Regions from separate parts of the Mus musculus genome. Here all the other regions are linked to region 5. A link is a loop called in an ENCODE intact Hi-C map of the cell type or tissue named here. Cell type or tissue: heart. All regions are shown on one strand.

The links. Hi-C counts contacts between places; a loop is a spot of excess contacts. Peaks named below come from ENCODE experiments on the same cell type or tissue, not always from the same donor. Only the 100,000 strongest peaks of a DNase experiment are listed, where the experiment ranks them.
Region 1: a loop joins it to region 5, with 9 times the contacts of the local background. A loop is called at or near these places in 24 of 42 quality-filtered maps.
Region 2: it touches region 5 in a loop (5-fold over the local background); 10 of 42 quality-filtered maps call a loop at or near these places.
Region 3: a loop joins it to region 5, with 6 times the contacts of the local background. A loop is called at or near these places in 12 of 42 quality-filtered maps.
Region 4: a loop joins it to region 5, with 4 times the contacts of the local background. A loop is called at or near these places in 13 of 42 quality-filtered maps.
Region 6: it touches region 5 in a loop (5-fold over the local background); 20 of 42 quality-filtered maps call a loop at or near these places.
Region 7: a loop joins it to region 5, with 2.7 times the contacts of the local background. A loop is called at or near these places in 10 of 42 quality-filtered maps.

The regions. Positions count from the first base shown.
Region 1 is chr5:32,196,225-32,200,224 of GRCm38, forward strand. No RefSeq gene overlaps it. Among named protein-coding and RNA genes, the nearest start is that of Gm36732, 13 kb to the left of the region's middle. In heart, a CTCF peak has its summit at 1,699 (motif pointing left); DNase peaks (open chromatin) are centred at 17 and 1,687; H3K27ac peaks cover 504 bases.
Region 2 is chr5:32,301,348-32,305,347 of GRCm38, forward strand. It overlaps Plb1 (phospholipase B1), which reads left to right. Exons shown (of 59, transcript NM_001081407.1): 20 at 1,289-1,362; 21 at 1,960-2,003. Among named protein-coding and RNA genes, the nearest start is that of Gm36840, 51 kb to the right of the region's middle. In heart, a CTCF peak has its summit at 2,068; no DNase peak of the experiment used is centred here; H3K4me3 peaks cover 822 bases; H3K27ac peaks cover 264 bases.
Region 3 is chr5:31,612,174-31,616,173 of GRCm38, forward strand. It overlaps Mrpl33 (mitochondrial ribosomal protein L33), which reads left to right and starts at 1,778. Exons shown (of 4, transcript NM_025796.3): 1 at 1,778-1,849; 2 at 2,430-2,448. The coding sequence starts at 1,828. The region is part of intron 2 of Gm38424 (a long non-coding RNA gene); the gene reads left to right. In heart, a CTCF peak has its summit at 2,008 (motif pointing left); a DNase peak (open chromatin) is centred at 1,868; H3K4me3 peaks cover 1,466 bases; H3K27ac peaks cover 1,676 bases.
Region 4 is chr5:31,695,988-31,699,987 of GRCm38, forward strand. Rbks (ribokinase) reads right to left here and starts at 1,623. Exons shown (of 8, transcript NM_153196.1): 1 at 1,523-1,623. The coding sequence starts at 1,614. It overlaps Babam2 (BRISC and BRCA1 A complex member 2), which reads left to right and starts at 2,063. Exons shown (of 12, transcript NM_144541.1): 1 at 2,063-2,090. In heart, no CTCF peak of the experiment used is centred here; DNase peaks (open chromatin) are centred at 1,984 and 2,514; H3K4me3 peaks cover 2,060 bases; H3K27ac peaks cover 1,822 bases.
Region 5 is chr5:31,561,952-31,565,951 of GRCm38, forward strand. No RefSeq gene overlaps it. Among named protein-coding and RNA genes, the nearest start is that of AI839979, 7.4 kb to the right of the region's middle. In heart, a CTCF peak has its summit at 1,796 (motif pointing right); DNase peaks (open chromatin) are centred at 530, 1,780 and 3,330; H3K27ac peaks cover 1,844 bases.
Region 6 is chr5:32,137,719-32,141,718 of GRCm38, forward strand. The region is part of intron 1 of Fosl2 (fos-like antigen 2); the gene reads left to right. Among named protein-coding and RNA genes, the nearest start is that of Fosl2, 3.2 kb to the left of the region's middle. In heart, a CTCF peak has its summit at 2,246 (motif pointing left); DNase peaks (open chromatin) are centred at 57, 853, 1,313 and 1,973; H3K4me3 peaks cover 1,955 bases; H3K27ac peaks cover 2,000 bases.
Region 7 is chr5:32,315,281-32,319,280 of GRCm38, forward strand. Plb1 (phospholipase B1) reads left to right here. Exons shown (of 59, transcript NM_001081407.1): 27 at 1,311-1,392; 28 at 1,744-1,848; 29 at 1,948-2,043; 30 at 2,185-2,256; 31 at 3,253-3,291; 32 at 3,710-3,770. Gm36840 (a long non-coding RNA gene) reads right to left here. Exons shown (of 3, transcript XR_376851.3): 3 at 2,422-3,371. Among named protein-coding and RNA genes, the nearest start is that of Gm36840, 38 kb to the right of the region's middle. In heart, no CTCF peak of the experiment used is centred here; no DNase peak of the experiment used is centred here.

The DNA.
Region 1 (4,000 bases), 630 kb after region 5:
CCTCCTTCCCTTTCTCCTTCCTCCAGGGCACCATGTCTAAATAAGGCAAAACTCCTCCAGTGCTGGGGAGCTCTGGGGTTTTCATGCAGTCACCCAGGATATCGTGGGATGGGGTCAGGCCATGCTCTGCTGAGAAGCAGGACAAAGTTCCCCTGTAACATTGGCGGAGGGACAAGGAGACTTTGCTGCCCACCAGAGGGTGCCCTCAAGTTAACTGAGCAGGACACAGAGAGGATCTAACTCAGAAGGAGGCTTACAGACAAGGCAGGGGCTTGGAAGAGTGGATTGTGGGCTTGCTGGTAAGGGATTTGGCATTAAGACACCTGCACCTCGAAAGCATCCCTGGTTCTAGGATAGGCACACACACACACACACACACACACACACACACACACACACACACACCAGAAAATGGATTAGCACCACTTGTAGCAGCGCACAGCACACGCCTGTAATGATCCAGCTTGTGTTGACTAGACGGCTCAGCCTATGATGGCACTTACCACTAAGCTGGACCACCTGAATCTGAGCAAGAGACCCACATGGTAGAAGGAGAGATCCAGTTCCCACAAGTTGCCCCTCTGACCTTCATCTGTAGGTGTACCCCTATACAGAATGTAGAGAACATACACCTGTTTGCCCAGCATACACAGAGACAAATAGATACATGCAATTAAAAAAAAAAAAAAAAAAACCAAGTGTTTGGGAGCCTGAGGCAGGAGAATTGCTATGAGCTACATAGTGAATTGTTTTGGGTTTTTTTTAAAGCAGCTTATAAAGCTGGAAAAATATTAAAATATTAAAAATTCTGAATAAACCAAGAAAGATAGATCTATCCATAGATGTTTCTTGGCAGGTTCTTGAGGGGACCTCTAGCAGTGTGACCATCCCCACCTTCTCCATTCCTTTCCCAGTCTGTGTCCTCAAGCAGCAACAGTGAGTCCTGGAGAGTGGCAGTTGGGACATCATCTCCCTCCCCATCCCCCAGGTCTGCCACCAACCCTGGCACATAGTTGATGCCTCGTAGGCAGCACTGTGTAGTCGATTCTCCAAACTGGGACACCGCAAGAGGTGGGATGTTAGTAATCATTGGGTCAGGACAACAGTTGTCGTCTGGAACCATATTGGACAAACAAGTGACAGTCTGTTCTCTACCATATGCATAGATGTCTGTCTGTCTGAATGAGGTTCTGTCTGACACTCTGACTTCTATTATACAATGACTTGCTTCTTTGCCAAAACAGTCATCTGCGTTAAGTGATGCCCCCTTGTGTCTTGATGCTCATCTCTGCCTACTGCAGAGAGAGGCATCTCTCTACACAGAGAAAATTGGTAAGGCTAAAAACATCTCCAACCACGTGCCATGGTGGGAACTGCTGTATGTTTCATCAAAGTCAGAGTGTTCTAAGCCTACTGTGAAGCCCACAGTAGGGCCTGACAGGAGGCTGGCCAGGCTGGGTAGACTGGGACTAGTTAGTGTCTCTCTTCCCTCCTGGACTCTCATGTTTAGTTGGGCTCTCTCTGTTGGGCAGATGGAAGAGATGGACCCAGCTGGGTTGTAGTAGGCCTGAACAGAGCTGGAGCTCTAAGGAAGCTGTCTGGGCACTTCCTCAGCTAGTCTCCACCTATCCTACCATGGGACCAGTGCCTTGCCAGAGACAAGCCAGACAAACACAGCTCACTGCTGCCCTCTGGTGTCTGATTCTTCCGGCCCCGTTGCTCCTCTAGGGACAGCCACATGATGCTGTCTCTGAGCAGGGCCCATGAGCAGTCACCCAATGTGAGCATGAGAACGATAGTCTGTCAGTACTGATTCTGAGATAACAGACGTAAGATGGGACTATTCCAGGCTGGGTGAGCATATGGTTATCCCGTCTAGGCTTAGAACCATTTCGCGGTAGCCTCCAGAACCATCTCAGGGAACTGCCTGGTGAAGTCACCAAGTCACAACACATGTAAGTGCTTAGCAGGAGCATGAAAGAGTAAGAAGTCACTGGCTAATGTGGTCAGTGGTTGACTATTATCCTCTCTTAGGAGTTGCCGGCATCCTGGGAGCCCATTTCCAGCTGTTCGGATGGGATAAGCTGCACCCAGAGCTATCGATAAAGCAGGAGTGGGGGGATCTGGTCTTTGGGTGGACTGAGGTGGGTGCTTCTGGGGCTCAGTCATGTGGCATGAGCAGTAAACCCAGCAGTCTGGCCTGTGAGTGGTCCAGACACCTTCCCTCTGGAAATTTGGGGCCTTGCCAGGACAGGGGATAGACAGGGAAACTTCATTCTCACTGAGATAAGGGCATTTTTGTGTCCGCTTTTGTAGTGGTCCTCCTGTCCAGTAGCTGTGTCCCAGTGCTAACTGGGGTGATCTTTGCCCTGCTGAGTGGCCAGCAGGTGTGGGTGAGCCTCTGTCCCTGCCTTCCTCTTCACATTCTGCCCCCCATCTCCTCCTCATGGCCTCTAACCCCATCAACCTCAGGCCTCTGGTAGGACAGCCTCAGGGCCTTTGCTAAGCTGCTGGTCCCCCGGGGATCTCTGGTAGGGATCAGTGCAGGATGACCAGCGGCTGTGCCACTCATAAAAGCAAGTGGGGTTTGGTACAGGTACAGAGCCTTGAGCCCCACCCTCTGAAGCTGCCAATTACAGGGAAGGTGCCAGTGACTGAGGCCAGGGTAGAAGGACCAACTCAGACATCGAGCAGGAGATGAAGGTGCCTCAGGGACAGGACACAGAAAGAGGAAGGACAGAACTCATAGGGTCCCCATATGGGTCTCAAAAGGCAGAGACAGGAGTCAGGGACTGACAGAGATCATGGGCTTCCAGGGGCAAGGGTTCGGGGGCAGAGTCTGGGTGGCTGGGACAGTGTGTGTAAGTAAGTAGGTTTGATTCAGAGGCTTGTAAGGACTTTAGCAAAGGCAAGAGGAGGACGCACAGCTTTAGAAAGAATTCTTATGGTCTAGGAGAGAGGGCTCAGGCTGGGTGCCTTGTTTGAGGAAGAGGAGAAAGCTTCAAGTTGGTTTTGTATTCCTCAAACCTGTTTGCCCACATCTTTGGCATCTGTGCCCCATGAGGAAGCTGCAAGGAGCTGGGCCTGTCTGGGCCTGAGAGTGGCATTCTTATTGAGGCCATGTACTTCCTGCAGATGTTCCCTACTGAGGTCACAGGCCCCTCTCGAGGACCTTCTTCCTGGTCTTTGCTCACTAAAGCAGCCCAGAACCCCACACCATAGCAGGCGGCTTTGCTTTCTTCCTCCCACCTGCCCCTTCCTCAGTCTTCCTCATAAGACTTCCTGCCTACACACACTCACACTTGAGCCTTGCACAGCCAGCCACACACAGGCGCCTGCAGTCTTGAGTCTGAGAGCTTGGGTTTGAGCTCAACCTCTACCATTCACCTGCAATGTGGCTCTGGGCAGTTTGAACCCTTTGTGCCTCAGTTATCTCATCTGTGAATTGGGGATAATGGGATGTAATGACGCTTATCTCATGGACTTGTCATGAGGATCGAAGGAGCTGAGGCAAGTGCAAACAGCTCAGAGGGCTCTGTGGGTGGGAGGGGATCTACTAGTACTGTTTGTATCCCACACAGCACTTAGCCAGGAATAGAAACATGCATGGCTGGTATGAGCTGTTCCTCACTCATTCCAGAACCATCTATAGGGCTGCTGGGTGCTGGGCACTATTCTACACATGTGGCAATAGGAGTCAGCGCAATCCAAGATGCCTGCCCTCTTGAAGATGCCATTCTAGGGAAGGAACCCCCAACAACACCCATCTACCAGCACACATTCCCACCTCCCTCTGGAGCTGAAGACCCTCAGGCAGGAAGGTGTGGCAACTCCAGGCCTCTGGAGGTGCAACTCGTAAGCACCTCCCAATCATCCTGTGGCCCAAGAAGCCCTTGAGTCAGAAAACAAGGTCACTCTGATCCTGGCTAGGACACGCAGAGCATTGAGGCAAGAGAGTGCAATTATTAAGTATAATTGCCCATTTTACAGATGAGTAAAT
Region 2 (4,000 bases), 740 kb after region 5:
CAAAAGAAGTTGTTGCAGTCACCAGAGAGGAAGGGAGTTGTAGATCTGAAGCGCACTTTGACATCAGACATGGAGGTGCAGAGTTTGGAATTTGCCCAGCTGGTTTTTGGACTAGCTTTGATATTTCCAAACTAGTATTTCCTCACTATGACATTTTGGAATAGTAATGTATATCCTGTAATGTTAGAGGTATATGATCTGCTTTTTGATTCTCATTTTATAGGGGATTCCAGTTAAGAAATTGCATGAATCTCAGAAGAGTCTTTGAACTTTGGACTTTTAACATTGTTGAGACTGCTATAGACAATGGGAGATTTGAAGTTGGTCTAAATGTATTTTGCATTATGCTATGGCTATGTATGGCCCCATAGACTCATGTATTTGAGCAAGCCTATGGGGACCAGGAAGTGGATTGTGGTGGTTTGAATATGCTTAGCCCAGGGAGTGGCACTATTAGGTTAGTGTGTCACTGTCGGGATGGGCTTTGAGACCCTCCTCCTAGCTGCCTGAAAGCCAGTCTTCTCCTGGTTGTCTTCCAAACAAGATGTAGAACTCTTGCCAGCCTGGTCTCCAGAGTGAGTTCCAGGACAGCCTGGGCAATACAGAGAAATCCTGTCTGGAAAAAAAACAAGAAAAAAAAAAAAGTAGAACTCTCAGCTCCTCCAGTGCCATGCCTGCCTAGATACTGCCATGCTTCCAGCCATGATGGTAAAGGACTGAACCTTAGTCAGCCCCATTTAAATGTTGCTCTTTATAAGAGTTGTCTTGGTTATGTTGCCCCTTCACAGCAATGGAAACCCTAACTAAGACACTACTGAACTGCAGTGAAGATAACCTGGGAATTTCTGCTGGAGTTTAGAAATATATGCTTCAGGGAAGGAGATGTCCTGCATCTTCCAGCTTTTTCTTACCTGCACGTACTAGGGATGTCACGATGTTCAAAGGCTTAATTACTCTGGTTACATGTTTCACAATTTAAAAAAAAAATGGGCACAGCTCCTCTAAGCACATGCTCTGAAGAAATACATGCTATAGGCTCTTGACACTGCAGGCTCACGCTTCTCCTACTTGCCATCCAGGCAGGGCTTTCCTGGAGAGGTATAGCTGTAGATGGTACTAGACTCATCCCAGAAAGGGTGGGAGGTATATCCACAGGGTGTTCCATCTGGATTCTAGAACTTTCCTAGATGTCCTAGACAGGATAAGGGTGCAGGCCTTCAAACAGGTGGACAGCTGGGCCCTGAGAAAAAAAGCATGGGCACCACTGGCTATTTGAGTTCTTTTTCAGGCAGGCAATGGAGCTGGGGCCAGCCCTTGGAATATCTTGGATGTCTTAACTGAATACCGAGGCCTGTCCTGGAGGTGAGTGAACCCAGAAGCCCCTGAGCCTTCTAGAAAACCTCTGTGGGAGATGGGCCATCTTTCTACAACAAATTTCCAAATTCAATTTATTTGCTCCTCCCATCCCCAAGACTATAATACCTGTATCAGGAGGTAGTGTTGCCTGGACAGGAGTTTGTGGGGGGGAGGGTTAAACGTGCACATCTCCCTTGGAGTCTTAGCCTTGGGTCGGGAGACCCTGACTCTCCTAAAGGCACTCTTTTCCAAGCTAAGTAGCGAAGAGAAAGATCCAGGGTAAGCTATGGGCGGTAATGGAGAGGCCAAGTGGTCCCTTGGTGGCCCCAAAAGAATCCCTCTGGATTGGGAAATGTAATGAAAGAGACCAACTTGGTTCTCCCTGCTCCAACATTAGAGCGGGCTCATAGCTGAAAGTACAGTAACAGCAGCAGCAACAGTTTAAGTTCTCTTGTCTGTTTGCTCCGGTGTACAGGGAGGGAGGAAAAGAATTGCATTTCTGCGACGGATAAAGGGCAAGTCCACCCGGCTGTGATTCAGAAGGGCACTCTGTCTTGCTTGGCATTTTAAACCGTCATTTTCTTTCTTGCTTCTCACCAACAGTGTGGGCGGGGATGAGACCATCAAAACCGTGACCACCCTACCCAGTGAGTACCCTGGTGCTCTGGGCGGCAGGCTACGCCTGAGCCCACTGCGCCTCCCTCTGGCAGTCGCCAGCCTCCCAAGGCAGGATGCAGCTGTGTGCAGTAGGGAGCGCTGCTTCCCGGAGGCTGCCTTCTCTTAGCTCCTGAGCTAATTAAAACTTTGGCGGGTTTTGTTTGCTTTTATGTGGGTCCCCCACCCCCACCCCAACGGGAAATCGCCTCTATCCAATAAATGAATTGCGTGAGGAAAGAAAGAAGGACTTAAACCAAATCTCAGGACAGATCATTTAAAAGTAATCCAATAAAGAAGGCATTCTGGACCTAGAGCGAGGGGTAGGGTTGCGGGGGTGGGGTGGGGTGGGAGGTGGCGGATGGGGTTTAAGCATCTCTGCTCACAAGACCTTACTGTGTAAACCCGCAGCACTTGCAGTAGTGAGAAATGAAACTACCTTGCTTGGGCAGTGCAAACATTGCCATACTTTGGATTCAATATTTTCCTTAATTGCTTTGCCAACACCTACTTGGATGATTTTTGTTTTTTAAAGCCTGGCTATATTTTTCTGAGGGGTCTGCCTTTGATCTTTTGGTTATAGCTATTGCTAGTGCTTTCTGTTATGTTATTTGATTCATTATCTTTAGTATTGCCAAGCCCGTGTTTATTGCTACAGTTACACTTTTTTTTTATATATATAATTTATTTATTTATTATATATAAGTACACTGTAGCTTACTTCAGATACTCCAGAAGAGGGCATCAGATTTCTTTACGGATGGTTGTGAGCCACCATGTGGTTGCTGGGATTTGAACTCGGGGCCTTCGGAAGAGTAGTCGGCGCTCTTAACCACTGAGCCATCTCACCAGCCCCAGTTACACTTTCTTATAATAAGGTGTTAGGCAATATTTACAGTGTATTCTTTGCTTCTCAGAAACCTTTAAGGATTTTACCTGGGAGGCACTTGATTGGTTTTATTCTATTTTTTCTGATATATATATATATATAGATAGATAGATAGATAGATAGATATAGATATAGATATAGATATAGATATAGATATAAATATATCCCTTTGGTACATTATCTTGACCTAAGACACAATTTGAGTTTTAAGCCAGCAAGTTTAGACAATAGGGATATGATACATAATGTCCACACTGGCACACCTGATCAGACCTCAAGTCTGTTATCTATTTTAGTTCTTAGAAAACTGTGTTGAATTTAAATAGGTACAGTTCTGTGTCATGAGAACTCCTTGTTCCCTGTTGCCAGAAGGTGACAGACTGCTCCCGTGAGTGTGATGAACTTGGCTTTGAGATGATCCAGCAAGATGGCTGGACATCATATTGTTCAAGATCATTCACCAAAGTGCTTTACAAATGACATCGACAGTGTCGCCCACTCAGGAGGGCTCCCCCTAATGCACTTAGCTTAGCTGTTCAGCTTTCTTTCTTAGAGGAGGGAGGACCACCTGATCATAGAGCTTCAGGATTCAGTGCATGGCAGCTGTTTAAAAAGGTAAAATGTGCTGTGTCGGTACAAGGTCAGGACAGAACTTATCCCCAATGCCTTTTTAAATTTAACCCAGCAGATGCTGTAGGATAGGGTGTGTGGGAGACAGACCTCTGCCCTGATCAGCAAGTCTCCAGGGCGAGGTATGCCACCACAAAGACAGACACATGAATTGATCATCAACAAGTATGGATGAAAAAGTCTGTATTGTGGAAAAAAATCAGCAAGAAAATTGAGATTGGGTGCGGGGACAGAAATGTTAGAAATGAAAATACCCAGTGAGACAAATAGCCTAATGAAAGCATTGCCAAAAGCTGTAACCAAATAGGGAAAGCATCGGGAATAGGGGACAAGACTAATGAACTCTCTAATCACACATCATTTAAAGAAATAAATGAATTTGACCACAATGTCTAAGAATTCTGGGGTATGATCGAGAGGCCAAATCTAAGAATGGATAAGATAGAAAGAGATGAAATAAATTCTAAAGGA
Region 3 (4,000 bases), 50 kb after region 5:
ACAGTGGTGTCCTCTCTTCCCTCCCCAACTCCAGCTTCCACAAAGGCTGTACTTGTTCTCCTTACCTAACTAACTGCACCTTTCCTTTCTGGCTGCCTTTGCTGCTCTGCACTTTATAAGGCATAGAGGGCTAAGTTCAGGTGGAAAGAAAAACTAAATCTGGAATTACATCTGTATCAGTAACATCTTAATCAAGTCACCAGCTGCCAGCACTGTGTTAGGTGTAAATAACAGGCAGATGTACCTAATGGGAGGAGAAAGTAATTGCCTCCTTCACACTCCATTCAAGCATTCAAGAGACATGGTATCTTTTTTGTGTTCCTGTGTTATATGTGTGTACATGTGAACTGGCACACATGAACATATGTGCATGTGTGGAGGACAGGCCAATGTTGCTTTCTCTCTACCCTATTTAATTTTTTTGGAGATAGGATCTTTACTGAACCTGGAACTCTCTGATTTAGCTAGACTAGCACTAAGTACATGCCTGCCATATTTGAAAATTTAAAATATGACCTCCAGATTTTGAAGATTTGGATTCAAGACCTAGACTTTCCACTAATAACTGGAACAGCCTTGGCCAAGTTAGTTATTCTTATCCTTGGATTCCTCACATGGAAATGGAAATACAGCATTGCTGAGAAGATCACTTAAGACAACAACAACAACAACAACAACAACAACAACAACAACAACAACAGGCCAGAGAGGATTGCTTAGCCACTATGAATATTTGTTGCTCTTGTATGGGAGTAGGGTTTGCTTTCCAGTACCCACATGGTGGCTCACAACTATCATAACACTCTGGTTCCAGATTTGAAGCATGATGCTAAACTTCTCAGGTACCAGGCACACAAGTGGTACACAAATATACAAGCAAGCAAAACACTCAGGCGTAAAAATAAATTATAATATAGGGAGAGTCATTATAAACACACAAATTAAGCAAAACAACAGCAAAAATAATAAAATCCTGATTATTAATTGGGAGATGAAGTTACCAGTGAGGTCCCTGGTGGTGGAGTTAGGACTTCTTGCACAGGCATAAAAATATTGCTGGGCAAATGGTAGATCAGAGTACAATATCCAGAGACTACCCCACCCGGGGATCCATCCCATAATCAGCCATCAAACCCAGACACTATTGCATATGCCAGAAAGATTTTGCTGAAGGGACCCTGGTATAGCTGTCTCGTATGAGGCTATGCCAGTGCCTGGCAAATACAGAAGTGGATGCTCATAGTCATCTATAAGATGGAACATAGGGCCCCCAATGGAGAAGCTAGAGAAAGCACCCAAGGAGCTGAAGGGGTCTGCAACCCTATAGGTGGAACAACACTATGAACTAACCAGTACCCCCAGAGCTCGTATCTCTAGCTGCATATGTATCAGAAGATGGCCTAGTCGGCCATCACTGGGAAGAGAGGCCCCTTGGTATTGCAAACTTTATATGCCCCAGTACAGGGTGGGTAGGGGAGCATATAGGGAACTTTCGGGCTAGCATTTGAAATGTATATAAAGAAAATATATAATAAAATTAAAAAAAAAAAAAGATAGATCAGTGTCTCTTGGGAAAGGCTACATGTTTTGGAGCCAGGCAGATCTGGGTATTGTGATATTTGGCAGTATTATCTTTTGTATGGAGGGGGGGTCCTTCCCATAATACCACAAAATTCACTACCAATAAATCACTGAGTCAGAGACTGCCCGAACTTCAGGGGAGGGCGTGGCTTCTGTCCACTTCCTGAGCCTTCTACCGGAACCCGCGCATGCCCCGGAAGTAGTCGTTGAGCTCTTTAGGCGGGTCTCGGTGAGAATCGGTGGACCATGCTGCTCTCCGCTGTCTCTTGTAAGTCGGTCTGAGGCGGCGGCAGGGCCTGCGGCGTGGAGCCGAGGCGGTGACCCGCAGGTCCCGAGGTGGAGCCCGGAGGGGTGGAGGACCTGGCGCGGCGGCTGCCACCCCGCGGCGCGCCTCCGGGTCTGGTGAGAAGGCGGCGGGAGCCCCGTCGCCCTCTGCAGGGGTGTCCGAAGAATGTCTACTGGCCGCTGTGGTATTACCCCGCTGCCTGGCTCCTGGCTGACATCCTGATTAGAGTTAGCATCTCAGGCGACTTTGCTGCAGTCTGTAAAGTTCAAACAAGAGCTGTGTTGCAGTACAAATATTTACACTATAGAAGGGTGGGGATAGAGCAGATATTACTTAGAACGATGTTAAGATGGCAGACAACTGTTGATTATACCAAGACAACAACAACAACAAAACATTCATAATTGTGTGGGCCAGACTCACACCAGGAAAAAGTTATTTTAGTGTAAAGTGGGGAATACTTTTAAAGTGTTTTTGGTTACAACTAATGTTGATAAGCACTTCGAATGAAAAAAATAACAACCTTATCTTTTTTCTTTCTTCCAACCTTTACACACACAAGTTGCCAAGAGCAAGTCAAAGTAAGTAAGGTTTTTGTTTTATTGGCCCAGTGTTTGGGTTTGATCTCCCAAGAGTTGATCTGGGGTTATTTATTTGGTTAATTATTTTGTTGATGTGAGCACCTTGGGGGAAAAGTCCTTTGATGGTGCTACCATTGACAGTTCGATCCTGGGTTGCAGATACATAAGCTGAGAATGCATCTGATATACCAAAACCACAGATCATGTCGCTTAGCAACCCTGCTTCCTCTTCCCTTTGTGGCTGGTAGGAAGCCGAGGTACCCGTTACTAACTGGGGAAGAGAGCACAGTGGGAAATGTGGCCTCTTGCAAAGCAGTGCATTTGCACTGGGTAAACTGAGGATGTAAGTTGAGGACTGTGCTGTCTCCCTTCTGTCCCAGGGAGTATTCACAGCCTTTGTGTAAAGGAACTTTGCTTCTGGTCTCACCTCAGAATCTATTAGTTCATTGCTTTGCTCCTAAAGCAAGCATCAGGCTGGTGATCTGTTTGGCTCTACCTAACCAGAGCCATTTGCCTGAGTCTTCTGCAGGAATCTACAGATGAGCTCTGATTTGATGGAAACCTAGAGCCTGTTTATAGAAGTCAGTCCAAGCACTAGAAAGATTGCAGAGCTAAGCGTTAGGCAGCTGGAACTGAGAGGCTAGACCTGTGCCTTGCCTATGGGCCAGTCCATCTGTTCCATAATTTCAGCCCTAGGAGGCACAGACTTAGTGTCTTGTAGGGCTCCTCACAGAGTAAGTACCCCATAGAGACTTGTTGAATCCGTGTGACTGAATGGATAATTATGTTAATTATATAACCCTCTCTCCCCTCCAGTACTGGGCATTGAACCTAGGCCCATGCTGGGCACAAGCTCTCTTCCTGAATTCTGTTCAGCCTCATATTTGTTTTTCTAAGTTTTCAGACTCAATGAGTTGCCCAGGTTGGCCTTGAACTTGTGAACTTCCTGCTCCAGCCTCCTAAGTGGTTAGGGTTATTGGCCTGTACCACCATACCTAGCATCATTGTCTTTCTTGTTCCATCAACAAATACTGTAGTCTTCAGGGGCATTGTTTGAGGAGTAATGTGGCCTTCTTGGCTTTATTTTGTTTTGAGACAGGATCTCAGTCTGTGGTCCAGGTTGATCCTCCTGTCTCAGCCTTCAGAGTGCTGAAATTATAGATGTGAGCCTCCATGCCCGATTGTGGTTTCAAGTGCTTCAGATGTGTAATGGCATGACGAATGGCTTATGTGGGGAGGCAAAGATGACACACACATACGAGAAAGTAACAGCACAGGTATTCAAAGGTCAGGGAGATAAATGATAAGTTTGCTGGTTTGGATGGCTAAATGAGATACAAAGGTGCCCAGGGCCTGTGCATCAGTGATGTAAAACTTGAGATCTATTTTGTCCCTTCTTGCTATCAGTCTTTTTGGAAGATTGGCTCTCCTTAGGCAGCCATCTTCAGGGTTGCCTTACTGTATGTAGCTGTGACTACTGTCACCCTATATATTCTCCCACCAGATGTCTGCTCCTCATGAGAGATGCCCTCAGAGGCTGATTCTCTGATTT
Region 4 (4,000 bases), 130 kb after region 5:
TACTTTTAACTCTGTGTGTAGGAAAGCAATGCACTTGGAGGTGTGGGACCCTTTAGATGGGAGTTACAGGTGGTTTTTATCCAATGCTCTTAACTGTTGAGGCCATTTCTGTAGTCCCTACAACATATCAGGGTTTTTGTCAATTAACTTGCCTCTCCCAGTCTCCTTTTTCTTTCTTTCTTTTCTTTTTCTTTTTTTTTTTTTGTTTTTTTCGAGACAGGGTTTCTCTGTGTAGCCCTGGCTGTCCTGGAGCTTACTTTGTAGACCAGGCTGGCCTGGAACTCAGAAATCCGCCTGCCTCTGCCTCCCAAGTGCTGGGATTAAAGGCGTGCATCACCACGCCCGGCCCCAGTCTCCTTTTTAATTCCATCTTTTCTGTTGTGTTTGGTAATTTGAAAGCATAGACTTATTTATTCTATCTATCTATCTATCTATCTATCTATCTATTGTGTACACACTCATGCATCACATATGTAGTGTCCTTCCACCATACTGGGCTCCAGGAACTGAAGGGCATTAGGCTTTAGTCAAGCACCTTTACCTCATAGCCATCTTGATGAATCTGATAACAATTTATAATGTTTTAAGCAAGATTAAGTTAGATATATGAGGCCCCTGGAGCTGTTTTTAAAGTAGATATAGGTAGTTTGGTGAAAGGGTTTGGTTGTTTTGATTACCCCAAGGCCTTATTTCAAAGTTCTCTGCTATCTTTTGGAAAAATAGTTTAGGGACCGATGACACTAAGTTGCTGGGAAATATGGTTATTAACATAAACAGAATTATATGGCCTGAGTTTTTTGGAATACCTGAACTATTTTTTTTTCTACAATGTATATTGCTTATCTGCTTGGAAAGCTGTTTTCATAAAAACAGACGACAAAGCAGAAGGATCTTCCCTACAACCTCTCTGACCTAACTCAACTATTCTCATTTAGCACTATTTGGTCAGGTTTTTAGTGGCTGTAATTGTCATGTTTGTGTGTGTGTGTGTGTGTTTTAAATTTTGAATTCACACTTAGGTTCACCACAAAGGTTGGCCCATGGTTACATTTCCACATAAAAGTAAACTGTAAATATGGAACACTGCAGGAATGCCAACATGAGTGAAAAGGTGTTTGCCTCAGTGCCTTCTTTCACGTGTTCAATCCAGTAATACCCAGTTGGGTCTGGTGGACAAAACACTTCTTGTGCTCTCAACCCTGTGAAGTAGGTACATCATGTTCTCAGAGGTTAAAATGTCATGGGGCAGCCTGGCCAAGGAAACAGGTGCAGGTGTTTGGGGGCGCCCGTAGGTGGGGGTGTCTATCAAAGCTTTCATTCAGTCCCCCCACCCCCCATCCCTGTCCCTTCCTCTGTCATTGACCTCCACAAACTTGAATTCTGCCTTTTCACCTCAGAAGTCGTGCTTGGAAACCTGAAGCTTTCAGGAAAGTTCCAATGGTGGGTGCCCACCGATCCGAGGCCCGGGCATCCACAGTGTGGCTCGCCCTCCCGAGACCTTGCGCTGCGGCCCCGCACTAACCTGACCAGGTCGGTCATGCAGGAACCCACCACTACCACCGCTGCTGCCTCCTCCTCCTGCCAGGGCCTCCCGGGCTCCCCACACGCCGCCATTACTAATCCTGCTCAACCCTGACGCTGCCCTTTGCCCTTTGCCTGACCCCGTAACCAGGGACGCCGCCCCGTCCTCCTTAACGACGCGGGCGTTCCACCCGCCTGTGCCGGTCGCCCTCCCAAATGCCCGAAATCTCTCCGGCCTTTGGCTAGTCCTGATCCCTCTGGGACCGGTGTTCCTGCCCCGCCTCACAAGCACAGGGCCCGGCCGCCACGGCGAGAATGACAGAGCGCGCCAAGCACTAGGCCAGAGCTCCCGGGAACCTTCAGGCGCTACCCGGTCGCCTTCCTCAGCTTCCGGCTTCTCGGCGCGGGGACGCGCACGCCCGGCCGGCTCCGGAGAGGGCGGGACGTCCGGGGGAGCGCGCACGCATCCGGCCCGCGGTTCGCGCGCAGGTCGGTGCGTCGGTCGGGGGCGCGCTCGGGTAACCTGTACCCCGTCTAGTCGCCGGTTACTGATCGGACTTAAGTTCCAGGTACCTGGACCCGGGCTGGTGCGGGGAGGTTGGATCTCAGTCGCACAGGTGGCGCAGAGAGCCATGTTTGAGTATGGCCAGAGAGCTAGCCTCTTCAAGAGAAGGCCCGCGTTCCAAAGATGCCCCGCTCGCCCCACAGCACGCGGATTCCCTCAAGAGCCGCCCCCAAGATCTGAGGCTTCTCTTTCTCCACGTATCTCGTTCAGTCCTGGTTTCTGATGAAGCCCGCCTCTTTTTGCACTTGATGAGGGCATCATACAATTTGGGAGAAAGGGTTGGATCCCTTTAGATTCTCCTCAGAATGGGTGGACATTCTTTGGATCGGAACCAATTCGCTCTCCCCGCCCCTCCCTGATGTTGCCCAGTGGAGAAATTGCTCCCCCACAGTAACTTCCCTCGTGCGCCATATGACGTGGACGTGATGCAGCAGGAGGCCACCCCTTTCCGTTCCATGACGTCAACGGGGGCACATGTTTCCGTGTTTGTCATCCTCTCCTAATTGCGAGAGCCTAGATGGTGCTTTATACGTCTTTGTGTTCCCCAGACAGCCTGCCCACTAAAAGACCTCATGTGACCTTATCTTGCGGCAGCAGATTTTTTTATAAAAATTATATATTTGCATCTTCCGTCTGCAATACATCAAAATCAGGAAATACAAATTGCAAAACAAGCATTCAAGAGAGGCAGGTCACCAAAATTTCCTGCTTCTCTGGAATCAGTTATAATGGTGCCATATGTAAAGGAGAGGTGTGTGTTTCTAATCCATATCCCTGCATATTGTACCAAAGAATCATCTTTTTTTTTTTTTTTCTCTTCAAATTCCTGATTTTGGAGTCAGTATAGTTTTTTTTTTTTTTAACTTTCATTTGTTAGTGAAGTCACACTTACTGAAACATCTTGAAGCTGCACAAAACCTTGCACTGTCAAAAACTTGTATTATAGCTGCTGTTCTGGAGATAAAGACAGAAATCCATTCCCTCAGGTGTGATCCTAACGTCTTGACAGTTGCTGAAGTGGAATGGGTTTTCATAATCACTAGTGTGGTTTGGCGTCTGGAGAAGGTTGTTTCCTTTGGCATTTAATTAGTGAATCATTCAGGCTAGTACCAACACTGGATCAGCAGGAGCCTAGTTGGTGTCTAGCTGTAAAGCAATCATGTGTATAAATTCGTGACTTTGTCTTTATATTTACCGAAGTGTATGCTTTAAAAATTCACCTTGGTGCTTTCTTTAGTGGCCATTGTAATTAATGCTTGAGAAGAGGATAGGAATAGTGGAATTTGAGAGAGCTCTGGACCTGAATTTCAGTCCTTCTGTTTGTTCTTTATGTGACATTAAATAAGTAACTTGATTTGGCTGGTCTTTAGCTTTTGTATTTACAAAATGGAAACAGTATTCATTAAGAAACTGTGTGTGTGTGTGGGGGGGGAGTGGATGTTTGTGCAGAGAGGTGAGTAACAGAGATCATGTGTGAGGTGTTAGTTTGATTTCTCTTTCTTGGAGAAATTTGGTGTAAATTAGATACTCTGAGGAAAAAAACAAACCATGGAACAGTTTTTTTTTTTTTTTTTTTGTCATAAGATATCCTTCTGCTTGCTTCTCAGATGACTCTGTGTGTTTTGAATGTGAAGTAAATGAGCATCCCCCTCCAGGAACTGTGACATAGTGGGCAGACATCAGGCAGGACTGTGGAGTTTAGAAAAGTCTTCAAAGTGATAGTGTGGGTGAGCCTACTGTCCAGAAACAGTTACCCAAGTCACCTGGAATGTGGGAATTAGAAACATGCCTTATACCAGACTGTGAAGATGAATGGCAAGGCTGCATATGGAAGTGACTTATAAGTCATGCCATGCTATAAGATATATGTATTTTTATGATAGATACTATATATAGGAAAGGAGACATTTGCTC
Region 5 (4,000 bases):
CACCACATATGTCTAAATTTTGTTTACTTGAGCATAGTGGCTTTGTGTGACTTTAGGGCAGTAGCATCTAATAGCAGAAATGACAGGGCAGTGCAGTGGACAGGCATCAGCAAAGCTTTGGGAAGGAAAAAGCAGAGTAAAGTATTAGCACGAGGTATGTGTCCTCTTCTTGAGACCAAAACTCTTTGAGATCAGAGACTTCTTACCATACAAAGTACCTAGCACATTCCATCAGTGGTTTTTGACTGCTTGCCATAAACATTCTTCCTAGAATTGTTCCAAAACAAATAGGAATTGGAATGAAGCTTAGCCCCTTGAAGTCTAAGCCCTTACTACATCCCTAGAACTGGAAGGGTTAGCCGTCTTTGGAAATCCAACACATTTCTGAACTAACTTTGAAGCCCTTAGCTGTAACCTGAAATCTGTTTTACCATTGAAAAGCTGCCGCCGCCACCCACCACATAGCATGTGACAGGGACCAGCAGCTGTAGATGGCTTCCTGAAAAAATGGAAGCCAGAGGGAAGCCTGCCAGCTCTGTGGCAGTCAGAAGCAGGGATCTTCCTGGAGGAAGAGGGGGGCGTGTTGGGGCTGAATCCCATACAGGATTTGATCCAACCAGATGCTGAGCTTCTGGGAAATGACATAAGGCCCGTTGACCTTTGGTGAGTGGGTCACGCTATCAAACCAGAATGGTCTTCCTTTGTGACTAACCATTCTTTGATCCTGAGACTTGTCTCTTTAAGTTTTCACAATGTCTCTGTTCTCTAGCAGACCTCGCCATGCCTTGGATTAAGGGGTTTGCCACACCATGCTTCATGGTGGATCTGAGACCTCTATTCCATGGGAGGCCAGCTTTCTCCTCCATAGCACTTGGCATCGGGAGAAGAGTTAGCCAGCTTGGCATGTGAAGGGAAATGGCTCCTTCCTGAGGGCAGCTTCTTCATCCCTCTCATCTGGTTCAGATTGTTCAAGTAAAGCTTTAAACCACACTGCCCTCACGCCAGGCCTCTTCCCAGGTTTCCCCTGTCTGCTAGCTGGCTCTGCTGCCATCGGATACACCCTTACACGGAGTGCCTGGCTCTGAAGCCTGAAGGTTCCCCAGGATCAAATCCCTGCAATACGCTTAGGCTTTCTGTACTTTTTTGGTCATCATGAGTCCTGGCGTGCTTTTATCATGCCCTTTATACCACCTGATTAGGTATGCTGATAATCTAAATCTCCAACTTTGAGGCCAGCCTGGTAACTTCAAAGCCAGCCAGGGCTACATAGTAAACCCTCTCTCAATAACAGACACCCCCCCAAATCCTCTTCTTTTGAAGTAGGCTGTTTTCTTAGAGCTCTATTAAGCAAACATGGTGTGATTTGGGCATGTGCAGGGGACCCTGGGTAGCCATGGTTAACAAGGAGTGACTGTACCTAGAGGTGTATATATTAGAAAATTGTGATTGGTAAAATTGTTTTTATTTTCTTCGAAGTGTCATTTTAAAAATAGTGTCCCTTTAAAACAGTCTTCAGTTCACAGAGAAGTTGAACAGCCAGCCTGTAGTCCAGTTTCCTCTGTCCCTGTCTTCACACATGTGGCCTCTCTGTTGTCAGCATTCCCCACTACAGTAGCTTCGCCCCCTCCCATGGAGGAGCACCGGCTTCAAGATGCTGACTTTAATTGGGGTAGAAGTCTTCTGCTGGCCCTGGACAGTGCTGATTTGGAAGCTTGGCTTTGCTTTCCTTGGTCAGGTTGGCTTTTGTCCCTCAGATCCCTTCCGAAGCCCATGCAGCAATGTTAGGGAGCAACCACACGAGGGCAGTAGAGAACCACGACTATTCAGCTAACTTGCAAAGTCTGAGGAAAAGGCTCCAAGTCAGAAAAAAAGGATCAAAGAGAGCCAGTCTTCTGAAGGAAGTTGAGGGAAGCAAGTTGTTTCAGCGCAGCAGTGTCTTTCCAAACCTGACACCTGAAGCAGCGCGCTAGCCCGGGGACTTAGCCAAGGTCCAACAGCTGTGCCCCAAATCCCTCTCCAACCAGAGGCTGCTCCCCAAATCTCTTTCCAACCCATCGTTTCTGCCCTTGTTTTCTCCTTGAGAGTCATTCGCCAGTCACAGGGAGAACAGTCAGTGGGAGATTTGGGCCATCCCATAGTGCTCTTACAACTTTATGGTTTACAGAGGATTCTCACACCTCTCCTTCCCCAGATCTGTCCTCTGTCGTACTTGAGTGGCAAAAAGGGCATGGCTGTCATTGATGTTGAAGGAAACAGATTGGAAACTAGTGACTTTTGAAGACACACCTAGTTTGCCTCGCTAAACCAGAAACCCTGTTTTGGGCAAGCTGACTGGCCATTGAGCTCTCTAGATCTGTTCGTTCCTGCCCCAATTCCCCGCCCCTCCCAATGCTGGAAATACAGGCACATGGAGCTGTGTCCATCTAGGGGTTCAAACCTGGGTCCTCATGCTTATCGAGCAAGCCCTCTTCCATGCTGAGCCATTCCCATCCCCTGCTCCCAAAGTTAACTTTCAGTGTGGGTCCAGTTAAGAGCAGGGCTGGAAACTATAGCTTGCTCAGGTGGTGACAGCCAGGTGCCAGCCAGGTGCACACAAAGCCCTGGGAACATTGTAGCACACACCTAATCGCAGTACCCAGGACATAGATACAGGAGGATTCTTGGTTAATAGGGAGTCTGTGGCCAGCCTAGTATATGTGAGACCGTGGCTCAAAACTGTTGTTGGTAGACAGCAAGGCAAAGAGTAGGAAGTTTAAGGTTCCCAAAGTCAAGTTTTAAGAAACTCTGGTAAAGCAGGAAGATGTAACAAAACTATTGACAAAATAATTGCAAGCCTGAGTCTGCCTAAGCAACGGAACGCTGAACTGTTCACCTTCTCCTCCGCCTCTGTAGAGTGGGGTATGGAATTCCTCCCCGCCTTAAGTCACATTAGAATGGTGCGAAAGTGTGTTGAGGCTTCGAAGGAATTGGTTGTGCTAGTGTCTGTCTATCCAGGCCCTACCTTCTCTTTGCCGAGAAACCCAATTACTAAGTACAGTTGAGCTTACTGCCCACACATTCTGAAGTGGGGAGGACAGAAGGCCTGGAGAATCCCTGCAATCATTCTGGGAACAAGTCCTAGCGCATGTCACTGTTTGCTCTGTCATCCCAATTCAATGACCTCATATGAGGAAGGGCGGAGCCGAGGGAGCTGTCCTCCAGATACCTAAAGAGGCTCCTGACATACTGTTTTCATTGGCAGGGAGCAGGCCCAGGGTTGGTGTTTGAAGTCTGAGCTAATCTTGGAAAAGAAGAACAGTACCTCCCACAGCTGGCCAGGCTTCTGGGGGAGCTGTCCCAAGCTGCCCCAGAGAGTGCTGGTGTGGGCACTGGAGTCCAGGACACACTGCCATGGCCCCATGTTCTCATCAGCCACCGCACTCCCTGAGTGAGGACATGCCATCATTGAGGCATCCAGGGCCTGGGGCTGGGACAGCTCCTAAATTGATTGTTATGGGATTACTGGCCTGGATTGGCAGAGGGTGCAGTAATCTCGGGAGCTGGAGAGCGTCACTGACCTCAAGCATCTATCCTTGAGGTTGCCTCCTGTGGACCTGGTCTTTTAGGGAAACAAGTCAGGCATGTGTCAAAAGGCCGGGTAGGACCTCTCAGTGTCCCTTCACCACAAGGACTCCTCTTATCCATCCTTTGAATACTTAACAATGTGTTCAGTTGGTTGAGATGCATGGCTGTGATTTTTAGTTGTTTTTTTTTTTTTTTTTAAAGACAGTCTTGCTATGTAGCTCAGGCTAGCCTTGAACCCTCAGTTTTCCTCCTTCAGTCTGGAGTGCTAGGATTACAGTTAAACCTGCTTAAACTAAGGTTTGAATAAAGGATTTTTTTTTGGTCCCCAAATTGAACGTATCAATCTTTAATTTCTAGTCTTTTGGTGATAAAATACCCTCATAGCTACAAATAATCATTTCAGATCAACTGAGATACCTAACATCACTATGCTGGG
Region 6 (4,000 bases), 580 kb after region 5:
GGTATTGGTGGGGCGGTAGGGGTGGTAGGGTACCTGGCCTGTGTCGCAGGAACCACAAACACCATCTTGTGAGGGAATTGCATGAACTCAAAAGGTCCTCTGCCACCTGAAGCCCACCTTGGCAAGCATCTGGGAGTTCCTAGCCAAGCTGGCTGCAGCCAGAGTTACTCCATAAGCCAATAGCCATGGCCTTGACTTTGACCTTTAGAAGTCAACCAGATAGGAGGTCAGGGGTCTTCCAGGGAAGGGTGGAGTGAGCTGGGAAATATAATAAAAATATGGCTTTCTTTGTAATCTGACAAGAGGGGCACCTCTCTCAAAGTAATGTTCCATATCTGGGGAGTCCTTCTAAATGACTTTTCTGTGTCTAGCTCCTCCCAAGCCCCATACCTACTAAGCACCCACTGTAGACAGCCTGGTCTGAGCATTGAGGGTCCAGTCAGTGGACCCTTTCTTACTACTGAACACCCAAATCATACCTGAGAAGTAGTCGCTTATGTTTGCATCCCAGTACATTTGGTGTTTTGGGTTGAACCCAAACATCACTCATCAATGGGTTTAGAGTCCTTTATACCTGTTGTCCCCTACTTTCCAATCCAATAACCCCACCCCATGTACCTCTCCTTTCCAACCAACATAGAAGCTTTGCGTTTCTGTTTCTTCCACTAATGAGACCAAGACAGTGAGCACTGACAGTACAATCTCCCTGCCTGGCTTTGCTCAGACTCTGGGGCCTGGATGGGAAGTCAGACCGGACATCAGTGCCCCAACTGAATAATCTGTGTCACTAGGGCTTTGAGCCCAGGATGTGAGCGGAGGCAATTCCCTGTTTTGGAAGCAAATCAGACAGGAAACCGATGCTCGGATGAAGGAAGAGAGCTCCGTCCAGCAGTGTGTAATAGGGCCTCATTACCCAAGCAAAAAGCAGCTGTTGGCTAATTCCTAGCATGCTGTAACACAGGAGGATTTTGCAATTAGCAGCAACCAGTGCATGCGATTCTCAGGTATAGCTGCCTATTCTGCTCAGCCTTATGAGCAAGAAGTCTTTCAAACCAGAGGGATTGGCAAGGTAATGCCACTTAAGCCAACTCTCAGCCTTGTCGGGGCGGTGGGTAGGAGACGAGGAACAGGGGGAAGGCTTCCCCCTCCCTGATCTGGCTGTCTATAAAACTGTTCTGTGGTCCCAGTGATAGGCCTCTGTTTTTGTTACTTCCCAAGTCTGTGCTGCTACCCCACCCCAATCTGGGCTCAAGGTAACTTTATTACATGCCAGATAAAGTCTGTAATCAGCTCTGCTCCCAGCCCTCTACATGGGGAAGCTTTCCTGGCAGTTAGTGACTGGGCCTTCCTCCTTTATGACTGCACGGTGGACCAATCCAATCAGTGGAACTTGTGAGAAGTTCCTGGTTTTCCTTGTGCAAGTGCATACTATTTTCCCCCTGTTCTCCTTGTTTGTGGGGTCCTGTATCCCCATAAATTTGCTGTCTGGCACTCCCCCCCCGACCCCCCCCCCCGCGACATCTAGCTTCATAAGGTCTTAATACTGCGTCTTAGTACTAAGTACCTAGTACTTCCCCACTGACCTGTGGGGTGGGAGGCAGACAGCTCTTTGTTAAGACCTCTGCTTGTGTCTATGGCAGGAACTCAAAACACGAAAACTATTTCCTGTTGTAGCTATAATCTCAATCTCAAAGGTTAATCAATCCCTGGCAATTTAATTTTTTTTGGAGCTAGGTGGATGCACCTCTTCCTCCTGGAGTGTGCTTTGTTGTTGTGATTTTCTTTTTCCTGGGACAACACCTCCAGATATATGCTGTGCCCTGCTCCTTGGCTGTTACGGTTTCAGGGCCCTGGCATTACGCAATCCAGCCAGTTACACAAACATAGGTCATTTCATAACTTGTTTTCTTCAGCCAGGCCCCCTTCAAATGAAAAACAAAACAAAACAAGACACGGAACTTTTCCAAGGCAGCTATCTGTTCTGATGACTTGTGAGAGTAAGTCAAGGGCATTTCCTTCAGGATCAGGGACCATCAGGCCAACTTTTCCCCCCTGCCACATTCTTCCAACAGGCGTATGCGCGCGCGCACACACACACACACACACACACACACACAAAATTCCCCAGAGTGAACTTTTGCCAACTGTACCAGGCTGGGACATTCCTCACATCAAACAACTTTTACCAGAAATGACTGTGATTTCCCAAGTCAGCCTCAACTGTACCCCTCTAGTGCCCCCTACAGGACATTTTTGGAAGAGCTATTCTGAGAATGTATTTTTCCAATCTCAAGAGTGTTAAACTTCGTTAGTTTTCCAAATTCTTAGAATTTTTCTTCTTATTTAAGGCAAACGAATGTCATATATTGAACAATAACTAACTACAAATGACTTGAATTAAAACTGAGTTTAAGAAAAAAAATCTTTTTTTTTTTTAATAAAGCCCGGTTGGAATAAAAGAGTGCTTTTTTTCTTGTTCATGAGTTGCCTCCCCCAGCCCATGGTGTTTTCAAATACTCAAGGATTGTTTTCCCCATCTGCTTGTGTGGGGAATGTTGGAGAAGGGAGAGATGCGAATTGGTGGTCTTTCTCTCTTTGTTTTTTGTGATCTTACAGATGTTGTAGATTTGGATCATGCAGTGTTATCCCAGGAATGTATCTGTTCCGCGGATTCCTCCTGGAGGAGGTGCCCAGTTTCTCACCACCATGGGGTGAAACAGCAGTCATAAACTGTCTGAGAAGTGGTTGAATTTTCCTTTCTAAAACCCTGAGTACATTTCCATTATTGTATTGACTGAGTGTATTATTATTATCGAGTGTATTATTATTATCGTATTGTACTGACTGTCTTATTATTCACACTGAATATAAAATTTGAGGGCTTGAGGTGTTTTTTTTGTGTGTGTTTGTTAGTTTGTTTTTTCTTACAACAAACACACCAGAGCCTACACACCTAAATCACATAAACCATTATCATCATCATCATCATTGACATCGCCTCCTCCCTTGCTGGACTATATGCTTAGTTGAATGCTGAGACTGCCGTTCTCAAAGGCGTTGCAATACTGGGTTTTTGTTTTGTTTTGTTTTTTATTGTTTTCAGTGCATATAGAAAATTCTCCCTGCCAACAAATCTTCTCTCGAATGGTGAATTTGATATTTGAAAATTACCAAAAGGTCTTTGGAATTAAGTCTGACACATGAAGTCTGAATGGACAGACTGGTGAGACCCCAAGTCTTGTAGGTCTCGGTCTCCAGCGTCCATTTGGAAAGATGTTCTCCCATTCAAAGCTCATAAAATGGCCCCTTGCTGACAGCATCTTTGTGTTTATGCCTTGGACATTTTCCCCTTAGTTACACAATTCCGGTTTATGTGTTGAAAAGGAAAAATTAGCCTCACTGCTGGGTGGACGGGGTTCGTCTCTATTGTGTGTTGAGTTGTGACCTCAGCAGATCAAATAATGTCAGCTGTTCTGTTTGAGATCTACGTATCTGTCCCAATCCCGCTTGGTAACTTGACCCTCTGAGCCAGTAACAAAGCTGAATCAGCCTTGACAAGTGGCCGGTGTCACTAGGCTTCCTTTCCAGCCGTTCTTTAAGAGGTGACAGACCACCCGCCCTCCCATGGGAGCAGGCTACTGTCTCGTTCATGTCTCGTATGATTAGACAAGAATCAAGGAAGACATGGAATAGGGGTGTGGGCAACCCTGGTCTGATTGACTGCAGAACTCAGGAGATGGGTGAGAGGAGGAATTTTCCCATTCAGGAGTGGGACTCTCACCAGAAAGAGCAGGAGACCCGAGTAACCTGGGGATAACCCCTCAGGGGGCTCTGCCTCTCGTTTCTTTCTGTTTCTTGCTTTCCTTCATCCTGGCAGTGAAGTGCCACAGGCTAGACTGCTTCTTTTAAATGAAGCTGAGACAGAGAAGAGACTGGTGTTGGGCAGGTCCTCTGTGATAATGTGTATAGGATAAAAGTTTGGAAATTTTGAGTTATTAGC
Region 7 (4,000 bases), 750 kb after region 5:
TGTCTGTGTTGATAAGATCAAGAGCTTCCTTGTTTTGAGACTGCCCTCTCTGCCCCTCCGCCTTTCTGTCCCTCTACACAGAGCCACCCGGGCTATTATCACCTTATACCCAGGGTGGAAGTCCAGATTTGCCAGATCTGGACAAACCAGAGTGGAGTTGCAGACTGACAGAGCCGTTTAACTCAGTGACTTCTTAGTCAAGTCCCAGCTCCCACCAGTGTCAAGTCAATATGGCTGTGTGACCTTGAGGTAGTTACTTAACCACTGAAACTTGGTCATCTCTTCTCCCTGATGTCCTCCGTAAATTCAGGACCTTGCATGTGCTAGGGAAGTCTGCTATCACTGAACTATGCCCAGCCCTTTTTGCCTTTGTCTTTTTTTTTAAAGGGAGGATCTTGTATATCCCAGGCTGGCTTCAAACTGGTCCTTGAGCTGAGAATGACTGCTATGCCTACACTTCTGATCCTCCTGCCTCTACCAACTAGAGCCCTAGGATTACAAGCAGAGACCACCACACCCAGTTTTTTAATATTGGGGATAGAACCCAAGGTTTTATGCACCCTAGACAGGCAGCCCCCAAGCCCCTTTGCTTTTTATGTTCAGATAGTGTCTTGCCCAGCTGTCTAGACTGGCTTCAAACTCATGATCCTCTTCCTTAGCCACCAACATAACTAGGATCACAGAGTGTGCCATCTTCAGATTGCTCACCTGTAAAAGGGGGACAATAAAAACTTCTGGGAAGCTGGGCAGCGGTGGTACACGCTTTTAATCCCAGCATCTGGGAGGCAGAGGCAGGCAGATCTCTTAAGTTCTAGGCCAGCCTGGTCTACAGAGTAAGTTCCAGGACAGCCAGGGCTACACAGAGAAACCCTGTCTTGAAAAAAAAAATCTGGGATGATGAAGAGATTTAAACATTTTAATACATGGTGCTTGGCACTGTTAACATGTAGCGTGTACTAGCAATTACTGTTATTGTTATTATTATTATTATTTAGGAGAAGGGTGTGTCTCTCTGCACATCTTCATACAACCTTCTGGTGACTCAGCTCCATAAAAATCACTCCTACAGACATCAGGAGGAAGGTCTTGTTTCCAAGAGCAAATTCAGGCCATGGACTTTTGTTTGTTTGTTTGTTTGGTTGGTTGGTTGGTTGGTTGGTTGGTTGGTTTTGTTTTGTTTTCTGTGACATCCTTTGATCCAGACTCAAATTCCTAATACTCTTCAACTTACAAGAAATACACAGAGTCTTGGGCCAGAGATCATTCAGGATGATGACCTCAGGCTGGGGGCTCTTTGGTTTTGTTGGTAGCCGACTGTGTCCTTGTGTCCTGGGCCTTGGTGATAACTCAGAAGAACTTTCCAGCCTCGTTCAAAGGAACAGGGATTATCAGGTAAGCAGGAGGGTTTTGCCACCGTAAAGGACTCTCAGAGGTTTGTAAGCCACAAGTAGAATCAGTTGATGCTAAGTCTCTTGTCCTTGGCTAAGAGAGTGGTGACTACCAAGGACTGTGCCAACTTAAATACATTCAAGGATGACAGGAGTCAGAGAGCAGCTTCTTTGAATGAAGCTTCAGTATGAGATCACAGAACACACTTCACTGAACCCCATCTTCTCCTGTCTCCTCCTCCTCCTCCCTTAGGAAGGAACTTGAGTATTGGTTAAGAGTAGGTAGTAAGACTTGAGACCAGTTTCACTCTGTTTTCCTCACTATTCGAACCCCTGTCTCCGTCTCCTCCGGCAGAAGAAAACTGAAGAGCTCATTAATAGCGGACGATATGACACGAGGGATAATTTCACTGTGGTTGTCCAGCCCTTATTTGAAAATGTGTCCATGCCACGGACCCCGGTAAAGAAATGAGGCATTGAGGATGAGGGGAGCCCCCAGGGTGAGCAGCTGAGTTTTCTGACATCTGTACTTGCCCCTCCCTTTCTGCCTGGTGACTAGGAGGGCGTGCCCGACAAGTCTTTCTTTGCCCCTGACTGTTTCCACTTTAATGCCAAGACTCATGCCCGCTCAGCCATTGCCCTCTGGAAGAACATGGTAAGAGCTGTAGGGTAAGAATCCTCCTTTCTGGTCCAGCTACCTGCATCTCCCTTCCTCCCCACACCCCCAGCATCTTGACCAGTCTGCTTGGTCTGCCTATTACTCATTCCCTGTCTTCTTGCTTTTTTTTTTTTTAAGCTGGAACCTGTGGGCCACAAGACAAGACATAATAATTTTGAAATCAAGGCCCCTATCGTGTGTCCGAACCAGGTAGAGTGGGCTCTCCTACGAACACCCTCTGAGTATAGCATCTCCTCTGCCCAGTCAGCCCAAGCCTTCATCTTAGCTCCTCTCTGCCCACCCACCCACCCCATCCATATTCCAGGTTGTCAAGCCACATCATCCCCTTTGGTTAAACAGAGAGGAATGGTAGACCCACAGTGACGTGGACCCTCTAGTGTTTTCCTCACCTCTGATGGCAAGGACATCAACACAAGTCTAGACAGGCTACACCTCTGTTGGACAGGCAGGAGTGAAGTGGTGGCTCTTATGGAAAGGATAGGAGATTTTCTAGGGCAAATGAGACAGGGATAACCTGTTTCCATGTAGCCCTTGGCTCATGACCAGCTGGGAAGAGCAAGAGACCAAGCATCAGAGTGATGCATGCTTGGATGGAAAGTGGAGGCAGGCAGGATGTTAAGATGGAAGTCAGAGCTAGGAAAACAGATCTTCACTATCAGCAGAGTAGGGCCCCAATTCTACTCACAAAATGTCAGATTTTTAGAGTTTTGCAGCCTCGCAACCCAGAATTCCTCTGGGTCCCCAAAAGGGTCTCAGGATTCTCACTGGGAACTACTGGACCAGGGCTTATTTGGAGAAGAAGTTGGGGGTTGAGGGGGGGTCTGCTTTTTCTTGCTTAAGTAAAAAGGAACTCAGGTTTCTATAGGGCAAAGTAGGTTTCAAATGGCAGGCACCTGGGGGTGACAGGGGTGCTGTTGGGAAGGGGTAGGGTAGAAAAAAGAGGCCCAACATCCTTAGCCAATAGGCTGAGTGCAAGAAAGAATATGGTAGCTACTTAAGGGTTAAGTCTGAGTTCTGGGACTTGGTTCAGGTTGCAGAGAAGACCGGATACATCCTGGGCAGGAGCACAGGGTGGTCAGCCTTTCTGGAAGGGTCTAAGCTCTGGTCGTGGCCCTGAGGAGGCTGCGGAAGAGCATGTCTAGGCTGGTGTAACTCCTTCCATTGCTCACTCACCTCTTCCCACAGGCCTCGCCATTTCTGAGCACTACCAAGAACAGCAACCTGGTATCTATCTATGGCTTCTCTTTGGCTCCCTGGGCAATGGGGTGGGCAGCTTCTGTTGATGGGAAGATGGGTAAGAATTCCTGAAAAAAAAAACAGAGGGTTCATTCCCTTTCCTAAAACCATCTCTCCACCCACAACTTCTATGGGCGAGAGTAGAATCAACCTAGCCTTACACAGCTGAAGGAAAAGGTAGACGGTGGGGTGGGTCATTTGTTCTATCCCTGAGTCTTACCTTGGATGAAAAAGAGGTCAGACTTACAACATCTCAGCTTGGCTGATATTCAGTGTCCCTGGAGACCCCTCCCCAGGAATAGGACCCAGGGCTCTGCTGAGGAAGACTGATATCCATCCAGCTTTTCTGCTGCCTGACTCCCACCCACTTAATCCTAAGATTCTAGGATTGGCTCTTTGTATTTAGGGTAATGGAACCTGGATGGTGTGCGAGGAGAGAGCCCCTTCTGCCTCACCACCAACCTCAGGTAAGCCCCTGTCTTAGTTAAGATTTTTTTTGCTATGAAGAGACACAGTGACCACAGCAACTCTTAAGAAAACATTTCATTGGGACTGGCTTATAGTTCAGAGGTTTAGTCCATTATCATCATGGCAGGAAACATGGCAGTGGGCAGGCAGACATGGCACTGGAAAAGGAGCTGAGAGTTCTACATCTGGATCAGCATGTAACAAGAAGGGAATGCCACACTGGGCCTGA